Regions from separate parts of the Homo sapiens genome. Here region 2 is linked to region 1. Evidence: read pairs that join two places in POLR2A ChIA-PET (ENCODE). Cell type or tissue: A673. All regions are shown on one strand. Each heading gives the region's core, and the rest is flanking DNA. Links, peaks and the distances in the headings are about the cores only. Region 1 has its middle 13 kb from the start of GJD4. Region 2 overlaps CCNY (cyclin Y).

Evidence for each region. ChIA-PET counts read pairs that join two places held together with the same protein. Peaks named below come from ENCODE experiments on the same cell type or tissue, not always from the same donor. Only the 100,000 strongest peaks of a DNase experiment are listed, where the experiment ranks them.
Region 2: POLR2A ChIA-PET joins it to region 1 with 16 read pairs; 3 of 35 experiments call an interaction of 5 or more read pairs at or near these places.

What each region holds. Positions count from the first base shown.
Region 1 is chr10:35,586,961-35,597,506 of GRCh38, forward strand. No RefSeq gene overlaps it. Among named protein-coding and RNA genes, the nearest start is that of GJD4, 13 kb to the right of the region's middle. RefSeq lists an enhancer at 7,315-7,957. In A673, for the core only: no CTCF peak of the experiment used is centred there; DNase peaks (open chromatin) are centred at 8,371 and 8,711; H3K27ac peaks cover 2,263 bases.
Region 2 is chr10:35,512,559-35,523,104 of GRCh38, forward strand. CCNY (cyclin Y) reads left to right here. Exons shown (of 10, transcript NM_145012.6): 4 at 3,965-4,065. Among named protein-coding and RNA genes, the nearest start is that of GJD4, 88 kb to the right of the region's middle. RefSeq lists enhancers at 4,786-5,286, 5,287-5,787. In A673, for the core only: no CTCF peak of the experiment used is centred there; no DNase peak of the experiment used is centred there.

The DNA of each region.
Region 1 (10,546 bases), core at 1,108-9,107:
GTGTGGGCACCGTTGGTCTCTCCCGAGGACTCTCTCCTTGGTTCGCAGATGGCGGCTTCCCCCGGTGCCTGTAGCATCTTCCCTGTGCACGCACCTCCCTGGTGTCTCTCTCTGGTCGTAATCTCTTCTTCTTAGGACACCAGTCAGATTGTATTAGGGCTCACCCTAATGGGCTCATTTTAGCTTCATTACCTCTTAAAAGACCCTGTCTCCAAATATAGGCACGTTCTGAGGTTCTGTGGGTTAGGACGTTAGCAGATGAATGTTGGGGGGACTTGTTCAGCCTACAGCACTTTTCTCAGCTTCATTTTTGCTCTTGATGTCTGAAGGAGTCAAGCCAGTGATTTCCGAAGTCCTCTCTGAATCAACCAGTTCTGTCTGGGAGTTCTGTCTGTCTCTCTCTCTCTCTCTCTCTCTCTCTCTCTCTCTCTCTCTCTCTCTCTCTCTCTCTCTGTCCTCTCTCCTGAGACTACAAATACTTAGGTGGCCGTGGCCATGTGGTTTTCTTTTTCTTTTCTTTTCTTTTTTTTTTTTTTGAGATGGAGTCTCACTCTGTTGCCCAGGCTGGAGTGCAGTGGCACGATGTAGGCTCACTGCAACCTCTACCTCCCAGGTTCAAGCAATTCTCCTGCCTTAGCCTCCCGAGTAGCTGCGATTACAGGTGCCCACCACCACACCCAGCTAATTTTTTGTATTTTTAGTAGAGATGGGGTTTCACCATGTTGGCCAAGGCTGGTCTTGAACTCCTGACCTCAGGTGATCCACCTGCCTTGGCCTCCCAAAGGGCTGGGATTATAGGCTTGAGCCACTGCACCCAGCCAGCCATGTGGTTTTCTTTCTGCATGTACCTCTCCATCTGAAGAGAACACCCCTCCCTCTCCATCTCTGTCAGTTGCTGGTGTTGTCATAGCTAAGGTCATCTGAGCTGTCTCCCTCTCTAGGTTGCACTTTAGAGTGGCAGTCAGGGAACAGAAAGAAGGCAAGGCTCACATGAAGGAAGATGGGGCCCAGTACAATGTGGCCCGGCGTGCAGGGCTCCTTGAGGTCCCAGGACCATTCCTAGTTAGGGCTCCACCCAACAGCAGGCCCAGGCCCACCCTGGCTCTGGGCACATCCTCATTGTGAGTGTGTGGATCAGGACACACACCCCACCCCTCAGGTCTCGACTGGCTCCTGTATCTGCTACCAGCCCCAGAATCAGCGAGTGTTACCACATTTTTTTTTCCTAAGAGACAAGTTCTCCCTCTGTTGCCCAGATTGGAGTACAGTGGCATGGTCATAGCTCACTGCAGCCTTGAACCCCTGAGCTCAAGCAATCCTCCTGCCTCAGCCTCCTGAGTAGCTGGGACTACAGGCATGTACTACCACGCCTGGCTAACTTGTTTTTCTATTTTTTGTAGAGATGGAGGTCTTGCTATGTTGCCCAGGCTGGTCTTGAACTCTGGGCTCAAGCAATCCTCCTGCTTCAGCCTCCCAAGTTGCTGTTAACTCCTTCTGAGCTGCCCCCCCTTACACTAAGGAAAATGGTGGATGGAGCTGTAAGTGCAGGAACAGAAAATGACCTCCTGTGGGGGCTGAAAGGAATTCTTGCCCGAAACCATCCTTTTCTCCTCTCAGCTCCAAAGAGAAGAAGCATATCTGTGTAGTTACTGTCAGAAGCTCATGCATATCCTGTCCTTGCTCCCTTAAATAATGGCTCCCAATGGCCATATTGAAAGTGCTGTACTCTGAGAGAACTTTGGATATCTTCAGCTCCTGGTTTGCCTCAGTATCCAATTTAACAGAAAAGAGAGAGAAACAGAAAGCAACTGCTTTTAGAGTTTGGTTGTTCCTGAGAAATGGTAGAAATGCCCTGCAATTTCCATCCTGTTTCAGTTCATTGCTAAGGCTTTCATTGAATAAGAGCTTAAAAAACAACAACAACAAACTGAGCCAAAACCAAAATGACATAAACAAAGGCACAGTTAATTTCAACCCATCTGTCTTTTGTCAGAAAAAGACCTTCTGTTTTTGATCACTCTGGCAACAGCATGGGTTTTGTTTTTTAACAGCTAAGTAAGAAGTTAGAAATAGAAGGAAGAACTCCACACCTGTTGCTTTTAGGGTCAATTATTTATTGATGTCATAAACTGCACAGAGGAAGGCATTTTGCTGCAGAAGCTAATGGAGCTACAGTGCAGTAGCTGTATCAATCAGCTCAGCTCAAGTATTTTATTTTTGTTGTTGTTGCTGTTTTTTGTTTTTGTTTTTGTTTGTTTGTTGTTTAAGACAGAGTCTTGCTCTGTCACCCAGGCTGGAATGCAATGGCATGATCATGGCTCACTGTAGCCTCGACCTCCTGGGCTCAAGTGATCCTCCCACCTCAGCCTCCTGAGTAGCTGAGATGACAAGCATGCACCACCACACTGGCTAATTTCTTTTTATTTGTATTTTTTGTAGAGGTGGAGCTTTGCCATGTTGCACAGGCTGCTGTCAAACTCCTGGGCTCAAGTGATCCTCCAGTCTCAGCCTCCCTAAGTGTTGGGATTGCAGGTGTGAGCCACTGCACCCGGCCCAGCTTTAGAAACAGGCTCAACTCTTTGGACTCTCCAGCACTCTATACCTACTTTCATTCCAGTGCCAAAATTCACTGCTTCCTTTGAGAACTTTATATTTGTTTCAGTTGTTAAGTTAAAATATTTTCACAATCATAGGAGGCCATCAAGTTTTGATTTGCAATCTGAAGGGAAGAGAGGGGATTCTTCATAAAGAAATGGACAGTATGTTACCCTCATTACAGAAGACATGGTGAGGGGTTTTATTCTCTGTGCCTCATGACGTCTCTCACAGAGACAGGGGTGTAATGCCTGCATTGTGAGAGGAATTTCAGGCATGGGGGAGAATTAGGTGTTGAATTACCAAGATGTTTCCTCACCTGTAAAGGCTGAGAGCCCCAAGTTTATAGTTTATTTATTGAAAAATAGAAGGCAGGCTGGCTGTGATGGCTCACGCCTGTAATCCCAGCACTTTGGGAGGCTGAGGCAGGAGGATTTCTTGAGCCCAGGAGTTTGAGACCAGCCTGGGCAACATAGCAAGACCCCATTTCGACACAAATTTTAAAAATTAGCCAGGCATGGTGGCACGTGCCTATGGTCCCAGCTACTCAGGAGGCTGAGGCAAGTGGATTGCTTGAGCCCAAGAGATTGGGTCTGCGGTGAGCCATGATTGCACCATGGCACTCCAGCCTGGGTGACAGAGCAAGATCCTGTCAAAATAATAATAATAATAATAATAATAATAATAATAATTGAAAATGGGAGGTAATAAACAGTATGGCATGCAAGATTAAAAAAAAATAGAACAAAACAACCTTTGTCACTGAGAAAAGCAATAGTTTACTCTTGCTAGTATAAGGATTTCTTATCATAAGCATGCTTTTCCTTGCAAATGGGAGAAAACTCAATGAATGAAAACAGAAATATTTTGGTTTCTATTTCTAATCCATGTCTCAATGCCCACAGCATTTCTGGAGAGCCACAGGGCTGGAAGCAGAGTCTTATTCTTTTGTAAAACTTAAGTCATGGAGAGTTAAAATTCTAGTTCATTTTCCATGTCTGTTCTTTGTCCTAGTTCATTCAGGCTGCTATTTAATAAATACCATGAACTGGGTGACTTATAAGCAACAGAAATTTACTTCTCACAGTTCTGGGGGCTGGGAAGTCCAAAGTCAAAGCATCAGCAGATTCAGTGTCTGGTGAGGGTGTTTCGTGGTTCCTAGACCCAGCAACTTCTTGCTGTGTCCTCACATGGCAGAAGAGGCAGGGCAGCTCTCCAGAGCTTCTTTGATAAGGGCACCAATCCCATTCATAAGTGCCCCACCCTCATGACCTGATCACCTCCCAAAGGCCCCACCTCCTCATATCACATCACCTTGGGGGTTAGGATTTCAACATATGGATTTGGGGAGCACATAAACATTCAGATCATGGCATTATTGTTTTTGTGATTTTTTTTTCTTCTTCCTTCTCTTCTCCTTGGTTTTCCAGCTCTTCCTTTCTCTTACTTTTCATTTTTGTTTCTTTCCTAAGTGTACACAATCTGCCCCATACATGATCATGTCCAGGTTGACTTTATCATTTTCATGGCCTGGTTAGAATATTTTATTTCAGGTTGCTTGCAGAGAGGCAAGCACACATCTTCATATAGCAAAGACAGATTACAGATTCATGGGAGGAAGTATCTTACTATATCTCTGCATCCCCAGGGTAAAGGTAAACTGGGATCGAGGTTGATGCAGATGATCAGGCAGAGGTTTCTGCTCATGGCCAAGATAGAATAAATAGTACTGGACTAGACGTCCCACTGCAAATAACTTAAAAAACTAGACAAAATATGGGAAGCAATAATGTTCGGCTATTGAAAACAGGCAGCAAAGGATCATGCTCTCTGACACAATGGAAAGAAATGAAGTAAGTCCTATGATAGTTTGAGCTTTTACCTGGAGGCACTTTTTGAATGGCATCCAGGAAGTATCCAGGTAGGGCAGAGGGGTCTCACTGAGTTGAGAAGCCACAGATCAGAGATTAGGGAGGTTGGCACAGCTGAGGTGTGTAGGGCGAGACACAGAGAGGAGGAAGCTATGCAGAACTCCAGAAATCTACGTCGAAGTCCTCTTGAGTCTTGGGCTGAATATTAAACTGTGCATGCAAAGCATGGAACTTTCTAAGTCAGGAAATGAACAGCTTTGAGTGGAAGCTTTAAGCTGAACAATTCTAAGTCTCACACAGGGCAAGGAGATATTTAAGTTCTGACTAGCTACAGTTGGGAGATCTTCTTAAACACCTGAGAAATTCAGTCAAGACTCAGGAAATATAAAACCCTGATAGTAGGGCTAAATTAGACCCGTTTTAACAAAGCTTAAAATTAGCCTGGGAAAGACCAAAGTAATACACAAACAACTTAACTGCCTGCCAAACCAAAATTTAACACTGTTTAAAGGAAGATAAAATCAAGACATTCAACAACATAACACATATAATGTTCAGCATGCAATAAAAACAACTAGACAGATTAAGAAACAAGAAAATGTGACCCATAATAAGGAAAGAAATCAGTCAGTATAAATAGATTCAGAAATAATAGATCTAGATGATGGAATTTACAGATGAGGAACTTTAGACCAGTTATTCTAAATATGGTAAAGGATTTAAAAGAAAACAAATATAATGAGTGGAATCATTACATTGATTCAGAAAAATATACTTCAGGATAAGAAATATTACTAGAGATGAAGAGGGACATTTCATAATGATAAAAAGGTCAATTCATCAAGAAGCCATGCAAATCTTAATACGTACGCACCTGATAACAAAACTTCAAAATACATAAAACCGGCCAATCAGGAAATAACATCTATATCTACTGTTTTAAATTAAAAAGAAAAATTCCACACAGATATTTGCAAGGTGATTTTTATCAACATAAATTTATTAAGTACACTATCCTTGGGCATTAACCTAGGTGACAGGAAAACACTTTAACAGATTCGACATTGGTCTTAAGAAGCTCAAATAGGGTTGAAATACAGAACACACGCACAGAGATTAAAAGATTAAAAGACATGTGTCATGTTGTATTTTCCTTAAATGTTTGCCTCTCCATTTTTGAATCCAATAAATCATTAAGCTCTTGTTGGCTGTTTTCCATCTTGAAGTATTAGTGCTTAGCCTTACAAAGTTTGAGGTAGCTGCTTAGTCATCCCTGCTATGTTCAAGTGTCTACATAAGCCCCTCCTAGGGTCCACCGGAACCCACAGAATTGGAAATCTAGTGGAGATTCATTGTTAACATTACAGAAGACATGGGACTAGCGATCTCCTTTGGGGTTCCAGTTAGGCTTATACTGCAGCTGCCACCCCACTTTCTACCATTCTTCAGGCAAGTAGTGAGCTATGAGTGCGCTCACATTATGAAGAATACGTCTTGAAAAAGGAAAAGGATTAGTGTTCAGGGTGATTCGCACTCGTTATAGTTAAGCCAGCAAGGCCTCACTTAGGATGAGAGAGGAGCCACCCCTTGGGAAAATCATTTATATATATGCTTTATATACACACATTTAATCTTTTAAAATTCAGTCCCATTTCCCAAGGAAATTGCCTGGAGGTAGTGTTGGGATTAGAATGGATTACCCTAACAGAGTCTTTTCATAAACCCAAACTGAGCTAACAAGAAGGGCTCTGTGTTGCCTTTTAATCATCCGTTGAGTTTTCTTATGCCAGCTCTTTCCAAGAAAGATTGAAGTTGCTTGCCAGCATGCCTGCTGTAGATCTTAGCTTGTTCCAGAAAGGAGAAGCAACTTCTCAAAGATTGTCTCTTATAGTCTTGCCTGACAATGAGAGCTTCTCCATGACGCTCTCCCTGGGTCTCCCAGTGGCTTCTTTGTGTCAAGTGGGAAGAATATGGACTTCGGAGTCAAATCAATTGGGATAGAATCCCAGCCTTGTCATCTACAGCCTGCGTGGTGTTAGGCAGTTGTGAAATCTCACAGAGACTTATTTTCTTCTCTCTAACTTACCTCACCCACAGGCGTGTGTGTGTAATGCAAATACCATTCTTCATCGTGTGAGTGCACTCATAGCTCACCACTTGCTTGGAGAATGGGTAGAAAAACGGGGTGGCCACTGTGGGACAAGCCTAACTGGAACCCCAAAGGAGGTCTTCTGTAACGTTAACATGAGTTTCCACTAGATTTCCAATTCCGTGGGTTCCGGCAGACCCTAGCGTGGGGGGCATGTAGACACTTGGACTAGCAGGGATGACTATGCAGCTCCCTCAACCTTTGTAAGGCTAAGCGCTAATACTTCAAGAAGGAAAACAGCCCTAGTTGTCTCCTTCTTGCTCTCTTCATACTCTATTATAGACCTTACTATTCACTATTGTTATGCGGCCATGTCTTCTGCCTCTGGGGACATGGGAAGCTGGTCACTGTTCTTGCTGTTGGAAGTACACTCAACTGCCTCCCTCTCCTACAGGGGAAAGCCTGCGTCTTACCTGTTCGCAGTCCCGACACATTGTCCGGCACACTGCAGATGCTCAGTGTGTTATTGTTGAAGGCCACTCTCATTCCTTTTCAGAAACACTCAATAATAAACTCTCATTCCTTCCTTTAGGGAAGTGAAAAACAGAACAACAGAAAAGCAAAAGCAAAAGGCTCCTTCCATTTTCTCCTGTAGCTGCCTCACAGAATGGGTCCTCTTTAGGCTGAGGCCGTCACACTTCTGTGGCATATGGGGTGGGGAGCGTCCATGTCAGGCCCAGTTTTTCCCCTCACCGGCTGGGTGGCCTTGACCATCGAACACAGAAGTGAAGTGCATGTGCACCCACCAGGGTTGGTGGCTCACGGGGGACCCAGATCACACTCATGGGTATAAAAGTGATCCTTACGACAGTGGTGCCACCAGATCCAACTCTGTCCCTTCACCCAGTCGATTTGAAGCTGTTGTCCGTTTTTCTCATACTTAATTTTCCTACTTTGTTGTTTGTCTTTGCTTTCATCTGGAAATAGAGCTTGGTAATTGCATTGCTGGTTTCCGTGGAGATCCAGGCCATAGCCACTGCATTGCAGCAAACAAAATGGAATGTACCCTACCTTCCTTTCATTTGTGTTCCTTAAGAGAAAATTTGAATTAAAAAGACCTCCCGAGATCACCTGTCTTTCAAATTGCTGGTGCAGCTGGGCGCAGTGGCTCACACCTGTAATCCCAGCACTCTGGGAGGCCAAACGAGGATTGCTTGAGGCCAGGAGTTCATGACCAGCCTGGGTAACATAGTGAGACCCCTATTCTACAAAAATAAATAAGTAAATTAGCAAGGCATGGTGATGTGTGTGCCTGTGGTCCCAGCTACTCAGGCTAAGGCAGGCAGATTGCTTCAGCTCAGGAGCTTGAGGCTGCAGTGAGCTGTGATTGGGCTACTGCACTCCAGCCTGAGTGATGATAGGCGGCAGAGGAAGACCCTGTCTCTAAAAAACCAAACCAAACCAAACAAAACAAATTGTCCCACAGGGTGGGACATTAGCTCAGAGATAAATTAGCTGTCGCCTGTGCTTCAAGACACTACTGTCTGGCCCTTCTGAATATATCCGCATTTGGAACAAACCTCGTCCTGAATCAAAGTGGCTGTGAATGTTTGGAGGGTTGGCATCTAACAGTTGTGAGTTTTAAAATGGATTGAATTCCTTCATTCCCTCTTCTAATATTTCACGGCAGAGAACAAAGAGAACACACAGAGGGAAAACGTGGACTAGTTCCTCTCTCTTAACAAGACTAATCATCTGATGCTGAAGTCACCATGATCACAGCTGCCTGTATCTCTGTTCCCTCCCCTCCCTTCCTCTCTTCTCTTCCTTCCTCTCCTCTTTTCTCCCTCCCTCCCTGCTTCCTTCCTTCTTTCCTTCCTTCCTTCCCTCCCTCCCTTCCCCCAACCCTTCCTTCCTTCCCTCCCTCCCGCCCTTCCTTCCTTCCCTTCCTTCCTTCCTTCCCTTCCTTCCTTCCTTCCTTCCTTCCTTCCTTCCTTCCTTCCCTCCTTCCTTCCTTCCTCCCTCCCTCCCTTCCTTCCTCTCTCTCTCTTTCTTTCCCTTTCCTTCCTTCTTTCAGTTATTGTCTAAAACGTAAAAATGAACAGGAGGTCGATATGAGGACTCACTAATCCTGAATTTGGCCTTGCTCTGTGTGATGCTGGAGCTCTGCAGCATGGGAAAATATCCGTGACATCCCATTGGCCCCCTTCTCCACCCCAGGCCCTTACCTTCACAGAAAGGCCTGCTTCCAGGAGCAGTGTTTCTAACTCACACCATAGTAAAGATGACTGATAAGACGTAGTGAGTTGCCTCTCCCAGAGATTTTAATTTTTATCACCCTTAAAAGCCAGAAGACCTCAAGTATTTAATATTTGATGTTAGACAAGAGGCATAGGTGTGTTGAGGCAGGAGGCCCTACCCAGGGTCCGTAAGCTGCCTGCCTGTTATCCAGAAGGGAAGGAAAACAATCATTTACTTTTTTTTTTTTTTTTTGAGAAAGAGTCTCACTCTGTCACCCAGGCTGGAGCGCAGTGGCATGATCTTGGCTCACTGCAACCTCCGCCTCCCAGGTTCAGACGATTTTCCTGCCTCAGCCTCCCAAGTAGCTGGGATTACAGGTGGGCACCACCGTGCCCAGCTAATTTTCATATTTTTCATAGAGATGGGGTTTCACCATGTTGGCCAGGCTGGTCTCGAACTCCTGACCTCAGGTGATCTGCCTGCCTCGGCCTCCCAAAGTGCTGGGATTACAGGTGTGAGCCATCGGGCCTGGCCTCCTCCATCTACTTTTACTACTTAGAAAAAAAGAATGTAAGAAGAAAGCTTTCTTAATAAGTCCTCATGTGCTGTCACATAGTGGGGTGACATAGTTAACAATAATGTGTTCTATATTTCAAAATAGCTAGAGGAGAGGATTTTGAATGTTCCCATCACAAAGAAATGGTAAGTATTTGAGATGCTGGATATGCTAATTATCCCAATTTGATCATTACACAGTCTATACGTGTATTGGAACATCACACTGTACTCATAACTATGTACAATTATCATGTGTCAATTTAAAAAGACTAACTTCTTCAATGGTATATACAACAAAGAGAATAAAACACGATAACTTAAAATTTTGAAAAAGCAAAGCCTGCACTGCTTCCAAGCAGAGAGGACCTCCCTGCAAACATACAGTGCTGCCATTTGTGAAATGCTGGTTGCAAAGCACAGAAGAACTCCGGCTGGCAGTGCATTGCCTGTGGGTGTTAGCGCTCGTGGGACAAGCACCCTCCATTCAGGGGTGCTGCCACTGATTGCTGGGGAGCTGTGCTCTTGGAAGGCCTCAGCGGGTCATGGAATCTGTTCCATCAGAGAAATAGTGCAACACACTTTTGCAGATAATTAAGATTTGGACAAATGTCTGGCCATCGGGAGCCCTAGGCTTTGGAAAGGGCTGTGGACACAGAGAGGTCAGGACCGAATGGTTGACAGTGAACATCCCATGCCAGGGAACGTTGAATCAGGAAGGGTTCGAGACATGAGAAATAGCCTCTGGTGTGTTGTGACTGCTTCATTCACTGAGCAAAGAGAAAGAACCACTCCAGTTGGTTGGCCATGCCAAAAAAGGCCAGCCCTGTACACACACAAAAAATGGACCATGTGAAAGAAGTATGAACGACAAGAAGAAGGCCAGGCGTGGTGGCTCACACCTGTAATCCCAGCACTTTGGGAGGCCGAGGCGGGCAGATCATGAGGTCAAGAGATTGAGACCATCCTGGCCAACATGGTGAAACCTCATCTCTACTAAAAATAAAAAAATTAGCTGGGCGTGGTGGCGTGTGCCTGTAGTCCCAGCTACTCGGGAGGCTGAGGCAGGAGAATTGCTTGAACCTGGGACGCGGAGGTTGCAGTGAGCCGAGATCATGCCACTGCACTCCAGCCTGGTGACAGAGTGAGACTCCGTCTCAGAAAAAAAAAAAAAAAAAGAAACATACGAAGCAAA
Region 2 (10,546 bases), core at 1,707-9,706, 74 kb before region 1:
CATAGCGGACTTAGAGTTTTTTGTGAATGGGGAGGGAGTGTGGAGGTTGAGCGAATTCAGAAAGACATTTTGAAGAAGCCGAGGGACTAATTAGTTCTGGCCTGAAGAGAGTTAGGGCTTCTACTCCAGGTAGGGGGAGGGATGACCGATTTGCCAAGAAAGAGGCAAGAAGGTTGAGGGGACGCTGTCTGGTGGCCTCTGGGTTCTGTGACTCAAACTCCCTGTGGGGAGCTCAGCATGGTGATGGGTGGAGGATTTGAGGAGGTGTCGCGGGTGGGAGCAGTTGAAATAGTTGGGAGGAAGATTTGGGGTCATTGTGGAAGGTCCAGTGGAAGTCTTATCCCTGCTTCCTCCTCCTCATCATCCTGCGCTTTGATCGTATGTTTGTGTGTGCATGTACATGTGTGTATCCATGTATCTTTGTATCTGACAGACATCAGTATTGGAATTATCTAAGGGGATAATCTCATTATTTGGGACACATGATAACTCTTCAATAAAATCTTCTTAAATATATCATTCAACAATTTTTGTATATTAATGGACCTTGATGTAAATCATATTTTGTACTATAGACATTGTGTGAATACATGGACTAAATGACCTTGCTTCAGTCTAGCTCTAAAATTCGATTATTCTGCATATTCATAGCTTAATCTGTAAGGTTCACATTATTTCAAAGATATAAATTTTATTTCTTTAGAATAATTCATAATTGGGCTTCTCACTCATCAGGCTCCCCTTCTAAGCAGTTCGTGGTTAACTCTGTAGTATCTGCGCTCTCACCAAGACACTTACTGTATTTGGGACAATCTTTCTAAATTGTTTATAGGGTGATGCCCATCCTTTGCAAGTAAAACATTGCCTTAGACATTTCCTTTTATGGTTTTCCAAAATGTTGCAGGCATTAGGCATAAAGAACATCCCTGTTGCTTTTTTGACCTGTTTAACGCAGTTTCTACTTAACGATTACCTGCAGGTGCTTCCCACACACTCGCCCTGCTCAAGGTGCTTTACAAATACTAATTCATGCACTCCTTCTGATAGACCCATGAGGTAGGGTCTGTCATTTTCATCTCTGTTTTACAGCTGAGGAAACTGAGGGGCAGAGAGGGAGGCCAGGTAACTTGCCCAGGCCACGCAGCTAGTTATGTCCAAGTCAGATTAACTACCAAGAGTCATGCCCTGCTGTTTCTCCAGCACATCACTTTGCTGTGTCATTTACTAGCAAAGATGGGAACCTAAGTGGGAGGGTCTGTGTGTGCATGTGCACGCACATGTACAAGCATACCAGTGTTTCAGAATCATGGAGCAATACATTAACAAAAATATTTTGAGTGACACTGAGAACTACCTGACACACGTGTGCTTATGAAAACTATCGAATTAGAATGCTCTGTTCTGTGAGTGATACACCTCTGCTGCTTCCAGAGGCCGAGCATCAGTCAGTTGTTGGATGGTACCACACAGCAGGAGGTGTTGTACTTTCCTCCACCACACCCTGAGAGGACCAGTTCAAAAAAAAAAAAAAAAAAAAAACAGAGACAACCCTGGGGTCAAGAGCATTTCTAGTAGAAGGATTACAGCTATTTCGGCTTTTTAGTGATGTGGGGTTCAGATCAAGAGAAGTTCACATTCTATGAGTCTTGTAGTCCTGACAGTCAATAAATGACTTAGTGCCTAAATGGTCTTTAGAGTGTTGAGATACTCTGAAACTAAAATCTTTATAACTCAATACTTGGGATCTTTATTCAGTTTCGAAGTTATTAAATAGTTTAAAAGCTGGGTTGGCATCCCCCTGGGATCGAGGGCTTTGGCAGATCAGCCCTTAGTTCTGGGGTGCTCAGACCCGCAGGTGGGGCAGTCCTCAGGCCAGGGCAGGGTCCCTTTGTGTGGCTGGCTTTGAGTTAACCCTCTGAACCTTAGGGATGGTGCACACAGAGGGGTGGTGCCCTCCCTGTCAACTCACAAAGGTTACTTCCTAGATTATGATGGGACATTCTCTGTATTCTGAGGGTTCCCATGACCCCGTGCATCACTCTTCTTTCCCTGACTTTGTGGCTTATATTTTCTTAGGGAAACCATTTATTCTTTGCAAGCCCTGTTACATTTTAATCTGGAAGGAGTTTGCATCAGAGGAAACAATTGAAACCCACAAGAAACACAAATGAAATATTATTGTCCTTTTCCTTCATTGTTGGGATTTCTAAAGTTATCCCATATCTCTAAAAGTTTATTAACACCAGAAAAAATTTAATTAATTACTGACTTTTAATGTTAAATATGGTATCTGTGTTAAACATAGATTTTTTGTTTGTAGTAGATTTTACATCTGTAGGAAAAATTCCTTAAGCATTTTTAGTTTATCACCTATGGTAATAGCTGTTATTAGAGTCTGAGGCTTTAGTGCGTCTTCTGTGACTTACATGTGATTCTACAAGAGTTTAAAAAGAGGAAGAGAATTGGTTTAAATGTCTGGATTTTCTTAATGAAATGTGATTCATTTGATAGATGTTAAATGCCATGTGAAAACTGACATTTGACTTCAGACTTGAATTTCACAAGCGTTCTCTATGCCCTGTCCCCACATAGGCACTTGAGAGTGTAAGCCTAAGGAAAGAACCCTGGGGAGAGGCCTCAGCTTCTGAATTTTCCTGGTTGTGGTTCTTTCCTTCTAACCTGTTTGCTGTTGATGTGAGACTAGGGCTCCGAGGGTCAGGATGCTTCAGCAGCGCAGTGCTAACTGTGATTTAAGAAATTGGAACCCCAAAGAAGTAACTAGTATCATTTGTTATCTAGTTTTGAGAAGAGATTCTGTTTATAACATTGTTTATATATTTCTCAGACTGCCTCACATTTTCCTTACTTTATTACTGAGGAAACCTTATTAAATGAGAAATAAATTTTAAGATATTGAACAGGGCATTTGGTCTCTAACGTTGAGGCTTCCTTTACTAAATTTGTGAACTGTGTACACCCAGGGTGTGTTGCAGGCGGGCAGGTCAGGCAGAAGACATTGTGATCCCCAAGGGATTATTAAGTTTTTTTGTTGCTGAAAATGACACTTAGACATTCAACATAGCATCAGGCACGTGGAAACTTGTTTGCATAATTTAACTTTTTTTCTAGTTTGCTTTTGATCAGGAACTATCCAGATTGATGTGTACTAATCATATTGCCCGATTGTTGCCAGAAATCTATTTAGTGTTCAACTAGGTGTCATCAGTGTGTGCTATAAATTCTATTTACTTCACCAGTACCTTCTAGAAGGAATTCTGTTCTAAAGTTCTCCAAAGAGCCCAAAAGTTGTACAGTTATGAAAGAACCTGTCATAAGACCACACAAAGAACTATCTAAAGGTCATTCATTGGTTGTATTTTCAAAAGTATCAGATAATCTTCCCCTTTAAAACTTACTTTGTCCTTAACAAAGCAATATTTTTTCATTATAACTTTACCTGCTGAAATTCAAGCAGATTAACCAGGAGATTCTAAATTAACATTGGCTGCATTTTCCATGGCCCCTAAATCAACTGTATTTCAAGAGTAAGGAAAGTGGGTACAGTGGACACTTGTCTTGATCTTAGTGCGTAAAACCAGGCCACCATCTAAATTGCAGGCTTTTGTTAGTTTAGTAGATCCCATGTTTCATACAAGCCATGGGGCAGGTGATTTTTGTGGACTCTGAAACATGCTTTTTGATGCTTGATTGCAAGAGTTTACTGTTCTCCTGATGCAGGAAGTTAGGGACTAGGTGTGGTCCTGGTGACTTTTATATATGGAAGAGCAAGGAAGTTCATTTTATGAATAAAGTGTTTTTGTACTGTTCTTGGTGGTAATGTTGACATTTCTTGCTAAGACATTTTTCCTCTGTGGTCTTATCTCAAGTTAAGCGGGGGTGATGTTTCTTGGAAGAATTCTGAGCCCTGTGTAATTGCCTTAATCTTCTTGCTGTTGTTTTCTAGCATCCTCCAGGACAAATAGCAAGGAAATACAGTTCCTGCTCCACCATTTTCCTAGATGATAGCACAGTCAGTCAACCAAACCTCAAGTATACAATTAAATGGTGGGTATATGGATTTATTTCCTTCCTTCCTTCCTTCCTTTTTTTTTTTTTTTTTTTTTTTTTTTACTTAACTGAATGCTTTTTCTGTTCCTTAACCTGACAGCTAAGCTGGTTGGTTGTGGGGTCTGGGAGTGATAAGATTGGATGGGTGGGAGTAGGGGTAGCACTGATAATTCAGGAAATCTTTTTAAAAAATGATTTTGGTAGTTAAGTGTGGGGTATTGAAATATTTTTACATAGTACTATTTACATTAAAAGACCAGAATCTTAAAGTATTTTAAATGTAGATTACTTAAAATATATTTTTTATTTTTGTTCATGCTTTCTACCCTTGCACTTTTTATTGAAGCCATCCTGGCATAACTCCACTAACTTTTTACCTTCTAAATAAAATGAGACTCCTATGTTCCCAGTTGGAGACCCGGGGCTCCAGTAGAAAGCCTGCCTGGCCTAGTGAAGGTACACTTGCCTGGGGTCTGGAGATCTGAGTTCTGACCATGGCTCTCTCACCAACAAAGAGAACGTGGGTGGGATCCTTTCTGTGGGGCCTTTAATTCCATATTTTTAAATGGAGTTTATAAGGGAGGAAGGAAGGGGGAGTCTTGGGATAAACTTCTTTCCCTTACGGTGCTTCAGTTTCCGTACTTTAAAGAGGGAGGGAACACTGGTTTTTCCTTTATTGTACCACTAGCATTATGGTAATAATGACCCTTGGCAAGTACTATAGAGAACCTGATGTGCTTGGGCCTGTGGTCAGCAGCTCAGTTTTAAAAAATCTGAATTTTATCTCTATACTTGTTTCAGAAAGCACACATTTCACAATACATGTCAGCATATGAAATAAGTGTTTAAATTTTAAATAAGGAGTATTCGTCCATTTCAGTGGGCCAGGTTTTCAGGCCTAGAAGCCCTGTTCTGAGTATGACCACATGTGATGATGAGTCAGGCAGTGAGGACTATAGCCATCTGTAGTCAGTGTCTGCTCTAGGCAGAAGGTGGAGGACAAGGCCGCTTGGGTAGAGGCTGCCTGTTGGCACTGCGCTTGTCAGGTTCCGTGCTTCCAGGATCTAAGTGGCAATGCAGCCTCTTCCTTACTTCCTCAGCACCGGAGTGCACGGGAAGTGACTAGTGGGCATAAACTCACACTGGCAGCACTCACAGAGCTCTGTCTTAGCTCCACCACGCATGCCCTTGCCTGAGCCACGTTTACCCTTGGGCTGTGGTTTACTGAGGGGAAATGGGGTGTGCAGTACCTTTGGAAGTATTTTCCAGATTAGGTTATTAGGACTCGCGGAGAGAAGTGGAAAGCCCTGAAGATCTGTGTACCACATGACTGTTGGCTTCTGCTCAATCTCTGAGGAGCCCAGAACAGAAGCTGCTAACTTCCCTTTAATCCTGGACTCCTCTCATTGGAAGCCAGGGCAGAGTAGCACAGTTTCCCATCCTGGGGCAGCGGGAGCTCTTGGGATTCACAGGTGGCTCTGTCTTAGTTGCTCAACACTTTCATCCTTGGACCACTTAAAATTGCCACTGGCTGTGACACAGACACTTAGGAGCCTAGTGAGAGAACTGTGTGACAATTTGATAGTTCATCGGTCAACTCTAGGAGGCACAAACACCTAAGTTAGAAATATGTTGTCTGTGTAAATCACTGTTTCTGGCCCTGGCTGCACCTAGGAGTCACCTGGGAGCTTAAAAACACACTGATGATTGAGGTCTCCTTACAGATCTTGATTGAATCTGGCTGAGGCATACTGTGGGTATCTGGACTTTTAACAGACTTTGATTGAATCTGGCTGAGGTATACTGTGGGTATCTGGATTTTTAACAGCTCTTGATTGAATCTGGCTGAGGCATACTGTGGTTATTTGGATGTGTAACAGCTCTTGATTGAATCTGGCTGAGGTAAATTGTGAGTATCTGGATTTTTAACAGATCTTGATTGAATCTGGCTGAGGTATGCTGTGAGTATCTGGATTTTTAACAGATCTTGATTGAATCTGGCTGAGGCATTCTCTGGGTATCTGGATTTTTAACAGATCTTGATTGAATCTGGCTGAGGTATACTGTGGGTATCTGGATTTTTAACAGCTCTTGATTGAATCTGGCTGAGGCATACTGTGGGTATTTGGATTTGTAACAGCTCTTGATTGAATCTGGCTGAGGTAAATTGTGAGTATCTGGATTTTTAACAGATCTTGATTGAATCTGGCTGAGGTATGCTGTGAGTATCTGGATTTTTAACAGATCTTGATTGAATCTGGCTGAGGCATTCTCTGGGTATCTGGATTTTTAACAGATCTTGATTGAATCTGGCTGAGGTATACTGTGGGTATCTGGATTTTTAACAGATCTTGATTGAATCTGGCTGAGGCATACTGTGGGTATTTGGATTTGTAACAGCTCTTGATTGAATCTGGCTGAGGTATATTGTGAGTATCTGGATTTTTAACAGATCTTGATTGAATCTGGCTGAGGTATGCTGTGAGTATCTGGATTTTTAACAGATCTTGATTGAATTTGGCTGAGGTATACTGTGAGTATCTGGATTTTTAACAGATCTTGATTGAATCTGGCTGAGGCATACTGTGGGTATTTGGATTTGTAACAGCTCTTGATTGAATCTGGCTGAGGTATACTGTGAGTATCTGGATTTTTAACAGATCTTGATTGAATCTGGCTGAGGCATTCTCTGGGTATCTGGATTTTTAACAGATCTTGATTGAATCTGGCTGAGGTATACTGTGGGTATCTGGATTTTTAACAGATCTTGATTGAATCTGGCTGAGGCATTCTCTGGGTGTCTGGATTTTTAACAGATCTTGATTGAATCTGGCTGAGGCATACTGTGAGTATCTGGATTTTTAAACCTCCCCAGGAGAGTCTCACAGGCAGCCAAAGTTGAAGACCCCAGATGGAAGTGGACAGCTACCCTCCCCTCCCCCACCAATGTCCCCCTGCCACTTTTAAATGAACTGCGGGTTAGAATGTAGAGAACAGAGAAGCTGAAGAGTAGGAACAAGCTATGAGACTTCAGTGTAGATTCTGGGCTTCCCTGATCCGAAGACATGGTCTCTGCACTGCACACATCTGAAACTTCTTCAGTCTGTAATTCAGTTGCTTTAAAAAGTATCTTCTTTTTCTTTTCTTTTCTTTTTTTTTTTTTTTTTTTTTTTTTGAGACAGGATCTCTGTCCCCAGGCTGGAGTGCAGTGGCATGATCTCAGCTCACTGTAACTCCGCCTCCCAGGCTCAAGAGATCCTCCCGCCTTAGCCTTCCGAGTAGCTGGGATTACAGGTACACACTACCATGGCCAGCTAATTTTTGCATTTTTTGTAGAGACATTTGTTTCACCTTGTTGCGTAGGCTGGGCTCAAGCAATCTACCCACCTTGGCCTCCCAAAGTGCTGAGATTATAGGCGTCAGCCACAGTGCCCAGCCAAAAGTATCCTCTTTTTAAAATGCACACTGGGAGCTGGGCAGGGTGGGACCAACTGAAGTAGAGCCATCAGAATCCTTCCCTGGAAATACCAGCATCTCACACTTGGTGTAGCTAAAGAGTCAAAAACATTTAGAGACATTAGCAGGTCCAGTTGAGTTCTTCAGCTAGAGGGTTGACAATATGAGAGGAAAGGGATACTCAGAAGGAAGAGTAGTGAAAAAGATAGGAAGTTGTGAAATCCACATGCCATCCCATTCTAAAATTTTGCCTACATCTTGCCCTACTCCTGTCCAAAGAAAACTCCTATTTTCTTTTTTGCTTTCTTTGCCTCCCGTTAACCCAGGTCCTCTTGCACCCTACTCCAGACATTAAAACTGATAACACAATCATTAATATTGTAGTTCAGCTTCATGGTGGGCATAAGTGAGCATTTATGGGCCAGAGTTGCTATCTGAAATCCAGTTACAAGGTTGTAACTGTGAGAAGAATGCCCTAGGTTCTAAACAGCGATTTATAAGCTGATTTTTGGAAAATAATCCACCTGTAAAGTGGGGATTGCCAGAAATAAACGTATTTGCAAATTCTAGCTGGGGATGGGTGGAGGGTTGAATGCTAATCTAACAGTGAAAGAAAAGCTATAAAAAAGTTGGGTACTCATTCAGTGCTCACTCTTTCTGTAGACATAATTTTTTATTTTGAGAACTTGATTTTCCTATTTTTCCCCTAAATGCCAACAGCTGTGGTATGAATTTAGAGTTTGTCAGCCACACTTTGTGCCTCTGCAGCCAACCCCTCCCCACCAAGTCCTCTGACAAGCATAAGATGATGATCAAAGAAAAGAGCGGAGGGTGGTGGGGAGCCCCTTTGCGCACTTGGCCATACCATCAGGGTCCTTGGCCTCCAGGGCCAGGGAACAGCTAATGCCCGTCACAGCCCTGTCTATGGCTCAGCCCCACTGTGCTGCTAGAACTCACCCCCTCTTGCCCTTCAAAGGTTTTAGGATTGTCATATACATTGCTAATTTAGCTCTGGGTAAGAAGACAAATGAAGTGCCAAAAGTCACAAATCCATTTTGTTTTCTTGTGCAAGAAAATAGCATTTACTTCCTCCCCAGCTATGTGGCAAAAGCTGCTGAGCAAACCCTATAGTCCAAATGTTTTGTTCCCTGATAGGGCTCTGGCCCTTCCTTGGTGAAACTGCACCATTTTCTGAGGTCTTGGCAGAGCTGACCAAGCCTCTGAAGTTGGGCACTCCGGGTCCCCCAGGTCCCCTGAGTTCTTTCTGTGTCCTAACCGATAATCAGAGTGCCTTGACCGCTCTTTGGCCTGGTAAACTTGGATTTGATAAGGGTGGTAAGAGCCGGTTAACTCTGTGGCTCGCCAGGGTTAATTGATCTGGTTAGCCACTCTGGGCAGAAACTAAAGGAGGCCTTAGGCACTTGTCTGGTAGGGTAGACACTGGTTCTGTCTGGAGGTGAGGCAGAAAAAATTAGCAGTGTCACAGCACTCCTCCGTCGGACAGCACCTACATGGCTCCTGGGCTGTTCTCTGAGAGACTGGATCGTTCTGGCCCTGCGAAGGGGATATGCCTTGGGGTCCTTCACCATAGAAGCCTATAAACAAGGCACAGGCTTTGTTGCACAGATTGACAGTGAGGGTGGCTATCTATGCCCCTGCTTTCCAGGGGCCGGATGGCACCCCGTTCACTGCCAGCATGCACGGTAAGCCCCTCAAGACTGCTCCACCTGGATGGAAGGACACTGTTTCCCATCTTAGGTCCCTTGGATGGGGCTTCGTGGCTGAAATAGGGGAAGTAAAAACAATGACCGGCACAGCTAAGCTGAGGAGTGCTGCAAAAACAAGGGAACCTGAAAAGAGACCAGAAAAAAAGGGAGATCCAACAAAACGGGTGTCAAGGAGCCAAATTTGACAAGACCTTCTAAAGACAGGTCCAAAAACAAAATAGACAGCCCAGTACAATTCTCCTTAGACTTTTAAAAGTCCCTAAAGCCAGAGCGCCAGTTTACCACTAGGGTTAATCCTAAACCCTGGGCACTGCCTCTAGAAAAAAACCCAAGGACAGAAGGTGGTGAGCACCGCCACCTCTACACTGACAAGAAAGCAAAGTTTTCTTCAATGTGGTGCCATTCATTGGTTCCCTCTAAACAAAGAGTTTTGACTCTGGTGGCTCCAGGGCTGAGCGTACTCCATGCCTGCTGATCCTCACAGTTTCTGGGCCCCTGACTTATAAATGTGGATCCAGAGATCCATCCACCTGCCTTTGCGAGATGAGCACGCCTCCTGTTACAAATTAGACATGCTCCTCTTACCCCACTGTGGGTCTACATATCAGTCTCAAAACACAGTTTGGGGAGAAACATTCTCCTGGGAGCTGCCTTTAGAGGAACGCAGACAAATTCCATCTCTGGGCAAGGGCAATAAGAGCCACACTCCAGGGGGAGGCCAAATGAGAGTCAGTATGTGACCCCACCCAAGATAGATTGTATAGATACACGTCTCCCAGGAAGACTCAGAAAGGTAACAGCAGCTACTCCAAAACTAAAGAGGGTGAGGATTGTGCATCCTACACAGAACCCATACAACAGCTCTGTGTGGCCGATGCAAAAATGTAACAGCACCCGAAGGATGATGGTTGATTACCAAAAACTAAGGTGACTCTGGCCACACATGCTGCGGTCCCAAATGTTAGCCCCAAAAGACTAACTGCTTGTTTAGGAATATGAAAGATTGTCCTATAACAAAACTTTCTTGAACATACCCTTAGACCCAGAGTCCCAGGACATGTTTGCCTTCACCGGTGAGGCCCCCAGTGGACCCTTCAGGTTTTCCTCCAGGGGTGCTCACAAAACCCCACTACTGCCTTGGCTTGATGGCCAGAGACCTGGCTGTTCGGGTGAATGCCTTGCAGGTCGCCTAAAACATTGTATAGATAATATGTCACTGACTTACACAGGTTTGAGTCTTTTAAAAAAGGCTACCCAAAAGGTTCTAAAACACCTACAATTCCCAGAGGATAGGT